Regions from separate parts of the Mus musculus genome. Here region 2 is linked to region 1. A link is a contact called in ENCODE Hi-C or POLR2A ChIA-PET data. All regions are on one chromosome and are shown on one strand. The core of a region is the stretch at or near the end of the contact, and the rest is flanking DNA. Distances in the headings are between cores, read along the strand shown.

Region 1 (5,483 bases), core at 1,663-4,162:
ATTTTTATGCTATGTATATGGGTGTTTTCCCTACATATATGTCTGTGCACCACATGCTTGCAGTAGCAGTGGAGGCCAGAAGAAGGTGTCAGCTTCTCGGGAACTGGAGTTACAAGCAGTTGTAAGCTGTCACGTGAATCCTGAAAGTACAGTTCAGGTCCTCTGGAAGAGCAGCCGGTGCCCTTCCAGCCCCTCCCCCATTTTAACTTTCAGTGAACATTTTGTCTTAGCATCCTTTCTTGCTGAGGTGAGGTGTAGTCGTCTGCACTGCCCTCTCCCCCCATTGGGTAATAATGGGAGCTTTGTATCAGCAGAAAAGCAAACACCCGCGAGCTCCTCCCAATCCTAGCCTCATCCCCAAACCCTGGACCTTATAATGCTAGGCAAGACCACTCCCACTGAGGCTGCTCCAGCCGCACTGTATTGAGTGGTGCAGTGTTCTTTTTCCTTCCCTTCTAGCTACTTAGAAAATCTATTTCCCCACTGTCCAGCTGAGGGCTTTAGAGCATCTGTCTGACTTAGAGATACTGACGTTCAGAATGCACGCACTCACCCTAGTTCTGTGGGACTTGTGCTTACTGCAACTGGTTCTTCTTCCTTCTCTTCCTTCTCTTCTCTTCTCTTCTCTTCTCTTCTCTTCTCTTCTCTTCTCTTCTCTTCTCTTCTCTTCTCTTCTCTTCTCTCCTTCCTTCCATCCTTTTTTCTTTCTTTTCTTTTTCTTTCCTTTTTTCTTTTCTTTCCTTCCTCTCTCTCTCTCTCTCTCCCTCTCTCTCTCTCTCTCTCGCTCTCTCTTTTTCTGATGGGTGGGAGTTAGTTTGAGACAGGCTCTCTTTGTAGCTCTCTGTCCTGGAACCCTCTTTGTAGACCAGGCTATCCCTAAGCTCACAGAGATCCTTCTACCTCTGCCTCCCCAATACTGGGATCAAAGGTTTGGGTCACCACGCCTAACTGGGAATTTGTTTTTCAGGGTTTGGGTTTTTTTGTTTTGGGTTTGTTGTTGTTGTTGTTTGTTTTTGTATCTTTTAGATAATGTTTATCATCATCTGTTTTCTCTATTTTCCAAATTAACACTATTTTAAATTTTTTTTAAATTTATTTTAAATTTATGTGTATACATACACATAAATAAATCTAAAACAGAAAGTACAAACTAACTTCAGACTAGAGAGATAGCTCAACAGTTAAGAATGTACACAGGCTGGCCTTTCAGAGGACTCAGGTTCATTTCCCAACACCCACGTCAGGCAGAGCACAACTGCCTGGAACTCCACTTCCAAGGTTTCATATGCCTCCTGGAGCATGCCCTCATGAGTACATACAAAGACACGTACACATAATAAAAATAAAAGTAATTTTTAAAAACTCCTTAGTTTCAGATGGGGCTCACGTGGGACTGTTGCTCAGTGGTGGGGTGCACAGGACACACTTAGTCAGCAGTAGCGCTGGAAACGGAGCTCATGAGATGTGACTGAGGAGGAGGAGCCGCCTTGTAGAGTGACTCTGAGGAGGGACGATGGAAGCTGTGCAGCTGTGAAGTGGCTCCTGACTAGACTTTCTCTATTTGTTTGTCTCTTTGTTTTGAGTCAGAGTCTCAGTATGTGTTGTTGGCTGGTATGGAACTCATAAAGCCCACCTGCCTCTGGCTCTCTAGTGTGGGGATTAAGGTGCGTGCCAGCACACCTGCTGTAACTGTAATTTGTCTGAATGGACTCCTAAACTTTGCACAAGGGCTCACACAACTTGGCCGGGATGGCGCAGACAGGTCAGAGGACAACTTTTGGGAGTCAGTTCTTTTCCTCTGGTGTGTAGGTCCCAGGGATCAAACCCAGGTTGTCAGTGTCCGTCTTGGCTGCAAATACCTATACTCACTGAGCCCTGGGCCTTTTCAATACAGTGAATACAAGAGCCTCAGTTCATCTCTAGTAGAGAGGTCTCCAGGTTCATAGGATTAACCTACCGTGTCCCACGGCCTGTGGGTTAGTCCCATTGTGTGGTACTCCAGAAGTTTGGGGTCAAGTGTCTCCCCACCATCACCACCGCTGTACCTATTTCCTGTGATTCATTAAGTCACTGATTGTACCGTTTATCTGCCAGAACCCACCCACTTCCAGGGTTGGCCGTTTCCTTCCTATTCCTTAGGAGGTTAAAGTCTGTGTGTCTTAGAAAACTCCAATCAAATAAACTCCACTTGGTGTTCTTCTAAACATGTGTGATGCAGTTCAGAAACCATTAAACAAGCAGAGGCTGCCCACCCTCGCTCCTGTTGTTTGTCCTTAAAAATGTAGCAGATTTTTATCTTCTTGAAGACTGAGAACTTTGCCTCACATGTTCAAATCTGCCTTCCTCTGTCACCGCCCACATCACAGCATATGCACTGCCCAGCAAACATAAAGTACTAAATAAATGCATGCAAAGTTTGTGTATTCTGGATATTTCAGTTATGCGGCTTTTCGTTTCTTTTGTATATTATATACTTGTTCTATAACCAAATCTCTTCTAGTAACACTTGCTAGTTTAAAATAAGATAGTCCTACTAATACCTTTTTAGATTAGCGTTTATATATTTCTTTTACCTTAAATAGAAAAGCAGAGTCAACAGTCAGACTTATTTGAGTCTTCCGTTTATTCCAGTGTCATTCATAGTTGAGACGTGATGCAAAGTAGATGTTACTTTGTGACATAGGGGACACAACACACTTGTGGGGTAACCCAGGAAGAACTTGCTTGAAATAACCTCACCCCTCACAGTGCTCTGCAGCGACTTCTCTTCTGGTTTTGAGGCAGGGAGGAAGCCGAAAAAAACCCAGGATTACTGTCTGCTATGCAGACTCCTAGCTGCCCAGACTCCGCAGTTAGGGCCTAACCGGAAGCTCGTTCCTGATAAGTTCTGAGTGTCAGCCTCCTCCTCTTCCTCACTGTGGACGAGCTTCTCGGCTCTGAGAAAGTTGGATGCTACTGTTTAATCTCTATGAAAGGAAATGGAGATGATAGTGTCGCCTAGCAGAAGAGGAATATGTGCTGGGCATGGTTGGTGGTGAATCCTGTATGCAGAGCACGCAGGAGACCAAGGTGAGAGGGTCTCAGTTCTAGACCAGCCATATACCAGACCTGTCTTAAGCAAACAGAGAAGAGAGATTGTTAGGATTAGGTTGGTGGGATGAAAACTCAGCACACTGCTTTCAGGTAAAAAGCATTTGGATGTTAGCATCCCTGTTTCTGCTGCTGCTGTTAAAATTGATTTGGGGACCCAGCAAAATGGCTCAGTGAGTAAAGGTGCTTGTCATCTCCATCCCGGTGACCCCAGTTCAGTTCTTGGGGCCCACATGGTAAAAAGATCCAGAAAACTGGCTCCCGCAGGTTGTCCTCTGACCTCCATACATGCTCTGTGTGGCATATAAATGGTTATTCACACATGTGCGTGTGATCACACTCTTTCTCATATATACATAGCAAAATGGAGAGGTGCTAAATTCAGTAGGTACCAGTCAGGACAATGAGACCCTGCTGCAGCTGCTGCTGAAATACAGCCTGACCACAGCAGATGCTGGGAAGGGTGAGACCTGAACGCTTCCAAGCTGCTGATAAGCAGTAGTGTAGTAGACCCACTCTGGGAACTGATGGAGCAGTTCTCATGATTAGACAAGCTAACGAGCTGTAATTACAAAAGAAGCATCTGCAAGCAGCTCTTACTCTGTTGCTAATACAGCTTTGTTCATAGAAGAATCCAACTTAGTAGACTCAAACATCAGTCAAGAGAGTAAATAAATGCAGTATATTCATATAGTAGCATACAGTGCAGCAGTAGAGGACAGATTACAGACATGCCACCTATGAGCATGAACTTCATTATACTGAGAACAGGGCCAGGTACAAAAGCGTGCAGCATGTGCGACTGTTTAGATGACTAAGTTAGTGAAAACAAAAGAACTCAGAACGGGGTTGGCCCTGCGGGGAGACTTCTGGTGGGGAGGGGCACGCAGTAACTTCCTGTTGAGATTTAGAATGCTCTGTGCTTTAACTGGGATATAGGTAACGGGATGTGTATGTTTGTATGGTGTCTGCACAGTGGGGACAGGGCAGAAGAAGATCACTCTCCACTCGTCACTTTATTCCCCAGGACAGGATCTCTCCCTAAACCTAGGGTTAGCTGGCAGTCAGCCTCTGTCTCCACACGCGCGCACACACACACACGCACACGCACACGTACATGCACACGCACACATACATACCCAGTGGTGGGCTTACAGGCCCATGAGAGGCCACTCCCAGCTTTTTTACATGACTATTGGGAATTTGGACCCAGGACTTCATGCTTGCACGGAAAGAACTATTTACCCACTGAGCTGTCTCTCCAGCCCTAAACTGAACTCTAATGTATAATTCTTGGCCATTTGGATTTTCTCTTTTCATTTATGGTCAGTGTCTGGCTTTTGTTTTGTTTTGGTTTAGTTTGTTTGTTTTTACTTTCGCTTTTTTAGTTGGTTGGTTGTTTGGTTGGCTGGTTGGTTGTTTGGTTGGCTGGCTGGTTGGTTGGCTGGTTGGCTGGTTGGTTGGTTGGTTGATTGGCTGGTTGGTTGGTTAGTTCATTGGTTTTCGTTTTTCAAGACAGTTTCTCTTTGTGGCCCTGGCTGTCTTGGAATTCATTCTGTTCACCATACTGGCCCCAAACTCAAAGATCCACCTGCCTTCTGCCTCCCAAGTGCTGGGATTAAATGTGTGCACAACCACACCCAGCTTCAGTGTCTGTTTTTATTTGTGATCATTGGGCAGGAAGATGAAGAACTGGAGTTGTAGCCTGGCTGCTTACCTAGGAGGTCCTGGGTTCCATGACCCATTCTAATGAGAGGTGGTTGTCAGGGCAGAGTCCTAAGCATTTGCCAGTGGGGATAGCTAGGAAATCTCTTAACTCACTCACTTCTGTTATAAACCTAAAACTGCTGGGAAAGGGAAAGGATTTTTTTGTTTTTGTTTTTATGTGCATTGAAATCCTTAATTTATGTTCAGGAATACTTGCCCTTTATCTGTTCTTTCTTCCCTGTTCAATTCCCGTACACATTTTTGTTCCCCACATCAAAAAGGTAAGCATATGGATCCAGGCCAGAAAGTACCATAGCCCCCATAGCCTCATTCCTGGAGGGAAGGGATCCGACAGAAGGACAGACATACTCCACATTCCTTTGGTTTCATCAAAACCTGTGACAGACTTTGGAATTAGGGTGTTGATACCGCTCCTTGTGGCCACACTCACAGCTACTTAAGATTAAACCCACTCTCAGTCCTGAATAGAATTTAGGACACTTTGTCCAAATAATGATAAATAATTGTCTAATCTTATGTAAATAATTGCCTTTATAAATATCTGTGCTTGAAGATTACTTTGAAGAGTGTTTGAAGTTCATCCTACTTCAAAGGCAGTTGAAATAATCACCTCATTCTTGTAGAAGTTAGAGGGCAACCTATAGGAGTTGGCCCTCCCACAGTAC
Region 2 (5,483 bases), core at 2,058-4,557, 35 kb before region 1:
ACACTACTGTCCACCCCAATCCTCAGAATGTGGACTAGTTTGGAATAGGGTCTTCGTAAACATCATGAGTTAAGATGAGCCAAGCACAGGGGTACATGCTTATACATCCACCTATTGTGATTTCCAGGCCAGCATGGTCTATATAAAGAGACACCAGCTCACAAAAGAAAACAGTCATAGTGCTCTCTAAGTCCCATATGTCTAAGTGTCTTTATGAAAGAGGAGGACATATAGAAAGAAATACTGAGGCAAAAGGGAAGGCGGCCAGGTCGAGATAGAGGCAGACACTGGGGTGATGCAAGAGCCAAGAAGTGCCAGGGAGTGCCTGGAGCCACAAATCAGGAGACAGTCATGGGATGGGTGTCTTCACAGCCCCCAGAAGGACACAACCTGTCAACAACTGCTTGAAGACCTCTGGCCTCCAGACAGAGAGAACATGCTGTGTTGTTCTAAGCCGCCCACTCGGTGGTGATTTGTTAACAACAGTTTATGACAGGGCAGTGACCAGACCTGGGTTTGTTGTCTTCATTTCCAGTATAACCTCTTTTGCTCTACCATGGCCTTCCAGGCCAGCAACAAACACTTAGGACATCTACGGTGCATTTGCCAATTGAGGAAAAAAGGGGGAAAAAATTGACCCAAATTGCAATCTTTTAGTACTTAAATGACATGAAGTCGTTGCCGGAACACGGGAACCATTTAATAAATATTAATGGACAAGCTGATTACACCAAATACCCCAGAACGCGGTGGACCGTGTTTACCTATTCAAGACATTGTGAGCCTATTTTCTCGCTCTACGTGCCAAGGACCCTAAGCTTATTTACAAGTTTTCCACATTAAGTCATAAGGTTCCAGAACTCACAGACACCGTTGAAGGCTGAAGGTTATCTGAGGCGCAGAGCCCTGCCTGTTCACTACCCCAGGGGTGATAAGTTGAAAGCCATCTAAACATTCTCAGGACTCTGAGTCTTACAAGGCAAGGATGACCTCATCCTGTTGAGCTTTTCTACCCTGGCTCAGGAATGGGCTTAAAGGAACCCGGAGCGTCCGTCCGGAGCTGCTCGGTGCTGTAAAGGATGTGGGTCACATGGTACTGTTTCCATTAGGTCAGCTTTGGAGTAGAATGGGTGGTGGTGGATTAATAGCTACAAAGGGAGGGAGAGGAAGGCTGGGCGAGCTGATTCACTGGAGCAAATCTTGGAGTGAGTCAGAATCCAGCAGAAAAATAGCCTGTTGTCCCACATCTGCCTCATTGTCTGGCAATGAGACACTTCCTCCGTGCATACCCACAGGCAAAGCAAAGGAAGGAGGAGGAAATGGATTCTTTTCAGGCTCCGTGGTACTATTCCTATACCTAATACTGTGACTTTAAATCACTTCGGACATTGTGTCCTATTCTGAGAGGTCTCCTTTGGCCATGGTGGTCTGCAGCACACTGTGTGGCCAAGAAGGATCTCAAATTCCTGCTTCTCCTCTGCCTCCATCTCCCACAGGATGGGATTTACAGGTGTGCACACCCTATCCAACAAGGCTGTCTTTCTGAATACAGAGCATGCTGTCTTTGCGAAACTCTTAGTGCTCTAGGTCATTGTTCCACAAGCACGGGGGCTGTACTGTAGCATCTCTGCATGCTGTCTCCAAGCCTGCAATGGAGTTGCTGGCTTTACTCTGCTGCTATGCTAATCACCACCCTTCCCTCTCAACAGGCCCCCCCACCACCCCCACCCCCACCCCCCACCCCCCCCCACCCCCGGTGGAAACTGGTGGCTGGTTAGCAGACTGTGGCACAGATTTGGTGTTATTCTTGTCATTTTTCTTTTCCAGTTCTTAACTCTATAGCCTTCCTCCGGTTCTCTTGGTTTCTTTGACTTCGTCTTCTCATCTTAATTTCTTACAGTGCTATCCACATTGCAGGGTAAGACAGTCTTCCCACACAGCACTGACACAGATAGTATATGGATGAACGAAGCGCTGTGTGGACAAGAAATACTGTTTGACTTCCTCTAAACCGTGATTACTTGGGCTGGGTATCTCTTTACCCAGACTGTAAACTGTACCTGTCTCGAGGGCTGTTTGCCTAGGGCAGTGGTTCTCAACCTTCCTAGTGCTACTGTCCTTTAATACAGTTCCTCATGTTATAGTGACTCCCTCAAACATAATTACGCTGCTACTTCATAACTGTAATTTTGCTGTTCTAGATTGTAATGTAGATATTTTTATAATGGTTGTCTAGGGGGTCGTGACCCACAGGTTGAGAACCATGAGCAGAGGGCTTTTTGTGTGTGTGTGTGTGTGTGTGTGTGTGTCCCTAATAGTCTCTTGCTGAATATTGTGAAAATTAGGAATAATGTATTCCGCGTAATATGTTACTTGTGCACTCAAATACTTGAGTTCTTATATGTACGTGTTACAAGTTCTTTAAAGCAATGCGGCTATTTAAACAGTTCAGTCACTTGTGGTGCTGAAGTGCAGGCTATGTATGGTAGAGTGCAATCTCTTCCCTCCAGGTCTTGTTTCTATCACTAAGATCTGCATTCCTGTGCTCAAGAGGCCAGCCATTTCCCCTCATCCTACTGTTCCGTTTCGGCTTCGTTACAAATGCATGGTCCACGGTATGACGGGGCCCAAACATATAAAATAGCCCCCCACATACATGAATGGCAAGCACAGTGTGGGGAAACACCAGGTAAGTTTGCAGCTATTTGGCTTTGCCCTGAAAGGCAAGTCGGTAGGGGTTATGCTCTCTACCAGGTGCTTCCACCCCAGCGTCTCCCTTTGTGTACATAGTGTGATGTGGTAAAGAAGATGGTCTTGCGCCCTTGCTTTCCAGCACCACACCCAAGGGGGAGAGAGAGAGAGAGAGAGGGAGAGAGAGAGAGAGAGAGAGGGGGGGGGGGCAAAGAAGACACGTTACTAGGTTTTCAATACTAATTCGAAAACAAACGCTAAAACTCACTTCTTTTATTCACATTTTAGATAAACCCTCAATTAAGCCACCACAAGGTGTTCCCAGGGTCCTGAAAAGTTGCAGAACCCGGGCGGAGACCAGAGCGAGCACAGACTCCAGCGGACCAGAGGAGGGTACTTCCTCCCGGAAGTGACGCCAGCTCAATCCCAGCCTGGCTCTCCCAAACAAAAGGGATCTTGCGGCCCCAGGAGGAGCCGGGATGACTTTGGAGAAGCCCCGCCTTCAGGCGGCGAGGATTGGTTTCAGAGCCGCAAGGGTAAAGCTATGATTGGCGAGGGTATCTGCCTGTCACTGCCGCCGGCGGGTAAGGGGCGGGTCCTGGGAGGCTGGGGATGGGGAGCGGGCGGCGGAGGCGGCGGCGGGGAAGGATCCCGGAGCGCCGAGGCCAGGTACGGAGCGTGGGCTCGGGGCTCTGCGGTGCCGGGGGAGCCGGGTCTCCGAGAGAGCCTCCTGGCCCGGAGCGTGAGTGGCTTTCAGCAGAAGTCCCTGTCGGGGTAGGGATGGTCCCCCTAGGGGGCGGGGCCGCCGCCTCCAGATCCCGGGATTCCCCAAGGAGGCGTCGCGGCATCCTCCGGGGTCTTTACGATTGTTCATTGTCTCTCGCTAGCCTCCGCCCCTCAGCAGGGGTCTCCTCCTGACCTGTCTCACTCTAGGTCGCCTTTTGCCCAGCCCTAGCCTCAGAGTGGTACTGGTGGGTACCGTTTTCTAGGCTGCAGCCCCCACCCCTATATTGGATCCCTGCGAATTCAGACATCCTTTCCCACATCTGTCCCTGCTGGCAAGCGTGGGTCCAGAACTAGGGTTCTGTATAAGATTTAAACACACACACACAAACCAGCGTTTTCCTTATGAGGGATGGGCGAGGGGGAGAAAAAAAGACGAAACCCAGACAGACACCTCCAACAGCCAAAGCGGCCTTTCCCCCTCTTTTAGCTCTTCCCATCCCCCAGCCTGTGATTGCTCCTACAGCCTCCCCAGATCCTGTATTCTCTTTCTGAGTGTTGAAAGCTCCCCGGCTTAAATTATACATTATCTTCTTCCCATCGCCCTTTGTACCTTTCTTGCCCTTTCTGTTTCTTTTGGGAGAAACCAGCTTTTAGGGGCTTTTTAGGTTTGAGTTGCCTTTCGATTTTGCTTTCTACCCGGTTTCTTCTCTTGAGAACTTAGTAGGGAAGCATCCGCATATTTCATAGCAAGGTGGGTGTGTTAGCTTTCAGCAGAGCTGGCCTTGTGTGGGTAGGAATGCAGTGTGTATTGTTTGACAGTCACTGAATAATACCATATTTTCAAATGAAATGGTGCCGAGGAGTCAGTAAATGCCTTTGCAGAAGGAGTCCCCATCTCCCAATTTGGAGTGGGCTGGTCCGTTGCTCAGGGAAACTGCAGTTAACCTTGAAGGTGTATGGCAGGTTGAAACAAAAGACAGGAAGTATTTGAACAAAATTCAGGTTCAGTTGGCTAGGTTTATAATTAATCTGGTCCTGTGGCCTCTGAGTACTGTCTCACCCCTCTTTTATAGTGGGATTTTACCCTCAAAGGAAACGAATATACATGTAATGTGGTGGTGTCTAGCACACCATCATCATCAACCAAAATTTAAAGCATTAAAATAAAAGGTACTTTTCAGTTTCAGAGAGAAGGGCAGATAAAAGCCTTGGGAATTCAATTTTCACGTCTCTGTAGAGTCCCTGTAAAGATCTACTAAAGTCTTTGGCATTTTAGCAGTTGCAAAGTACAAATGATTTTGTCCTGACATTAATGTCATTGAATCTCCAGTCATCATCTGTGGCCAGCAGTACCACCTATTAATTTTTCCATATTTTTAGCATTTTAAGTTTTTATCTCAAGTTCATTTTCCTGTTGGTTATTTATAGCTGATAGAGGCGAGGTGCGGAGTTGCAATCAGAGAGGGTGATTGTAGTGGCTGTTGTCTGCAGCCTTCCTGAGTAGACTTCCTGAAGGTAATTAGTTTTGAGTAGTCAGGTTCCTAGGTTTCAGAGCCACTCTAGGGGGCTGCAGATCTGTTCCATGATTGTTTCCAGATATGTAGTGAGAGGAAGCACAAAGAAGAAACTGTATGCAGGGTCTCTCCCACAAACACAAAGTTTATTGCCATAGGAGGGAGAGATACATTATCCCAGAAATAGCAGCAGGGGTTTAAAAAAAAAAAAACCCTAGAAGTAAAACAGGAAAGCCCTAAAAGATGTGTCTCATTACCTGAGTAGAGAAGGGAAATAAACTAAGGTAGGAGACGTCAGGAGACCCAGGGAGCAGTGATTTCCAGGGCCTGGACAAACAGGAGAAGCAGAGTAATCTCATTGATGTTTTGGCACAATAAACAAGACCTGTTTGATATACCTTTGGATCTGGAGGGTTTGTTTTATTTAATCAAGAGTGGAGCACTGTGTCTCGCTATGTTTCTGAAGATTATGTAGCCCAGGGTGGCTTTCCCGTTCCTGTTGGGATTACAGCGTGTACTCCGATGTTCAACTCTGGGAGAATTCGTTCCTCT

The links. Hi-C counts contacts between places; a loop is a spot of excess contacts on that map. ChIA-PET counts read pairs that join two places held with the same protein, here RNA polymerase II (POLR2A).
Region 2: a map of heart shows a loop between it and region 1 (4-fold over the local background). The contact joins the promoter of Cttnbp2nl here to the enhancer-like site in region 1. A Hi-C loop is called at or near these places in 10 of 37 maps with a recorded cell type or tissue (Patski, gastrocnemius, heart and 2 more). POLR2A ChIA-PET finds 5 or more read pairs at or near these places in 3 of 5 experiments (Patski and embryonic stem cell).

The regions. Positions count from the first base shown.
Region 1 is chr3:105,014,885-105,020,367 of GRCm38, reverse strand. All of the region lies in intron 3 of Cttnbp2nl (CTTNBP2 N-terminal like), which reads left to right. It overlaps Gm40116 (a long non-coding RNA gene), which reads right to left. Exons shown (of 2, transcript XR_867543.2): 2 at 2,606-3,108. Among named protein-coding and RNA genes, the nearest start is that of Gm40116, 9.6 kb to the right of the region's middle. Within about 2 kb of position 2,912, at least 1 of the 3 ENCODE cell types and tissues checked has a DNase peak (open chromatin) inside an H3K27ac peak, as active enhancers do; it is heart, where a contact is called at or near this core.
Region 2 is chr3:105,050,777-105,056,259 of GRCm38, reverse strand. Cttnbp2nl (CTTNBP2 N-terminal like) reads left to right here and starts at 3,307. Exons shown (of 6, transcript NM_001163332.1): 1 at 3,307-3,360.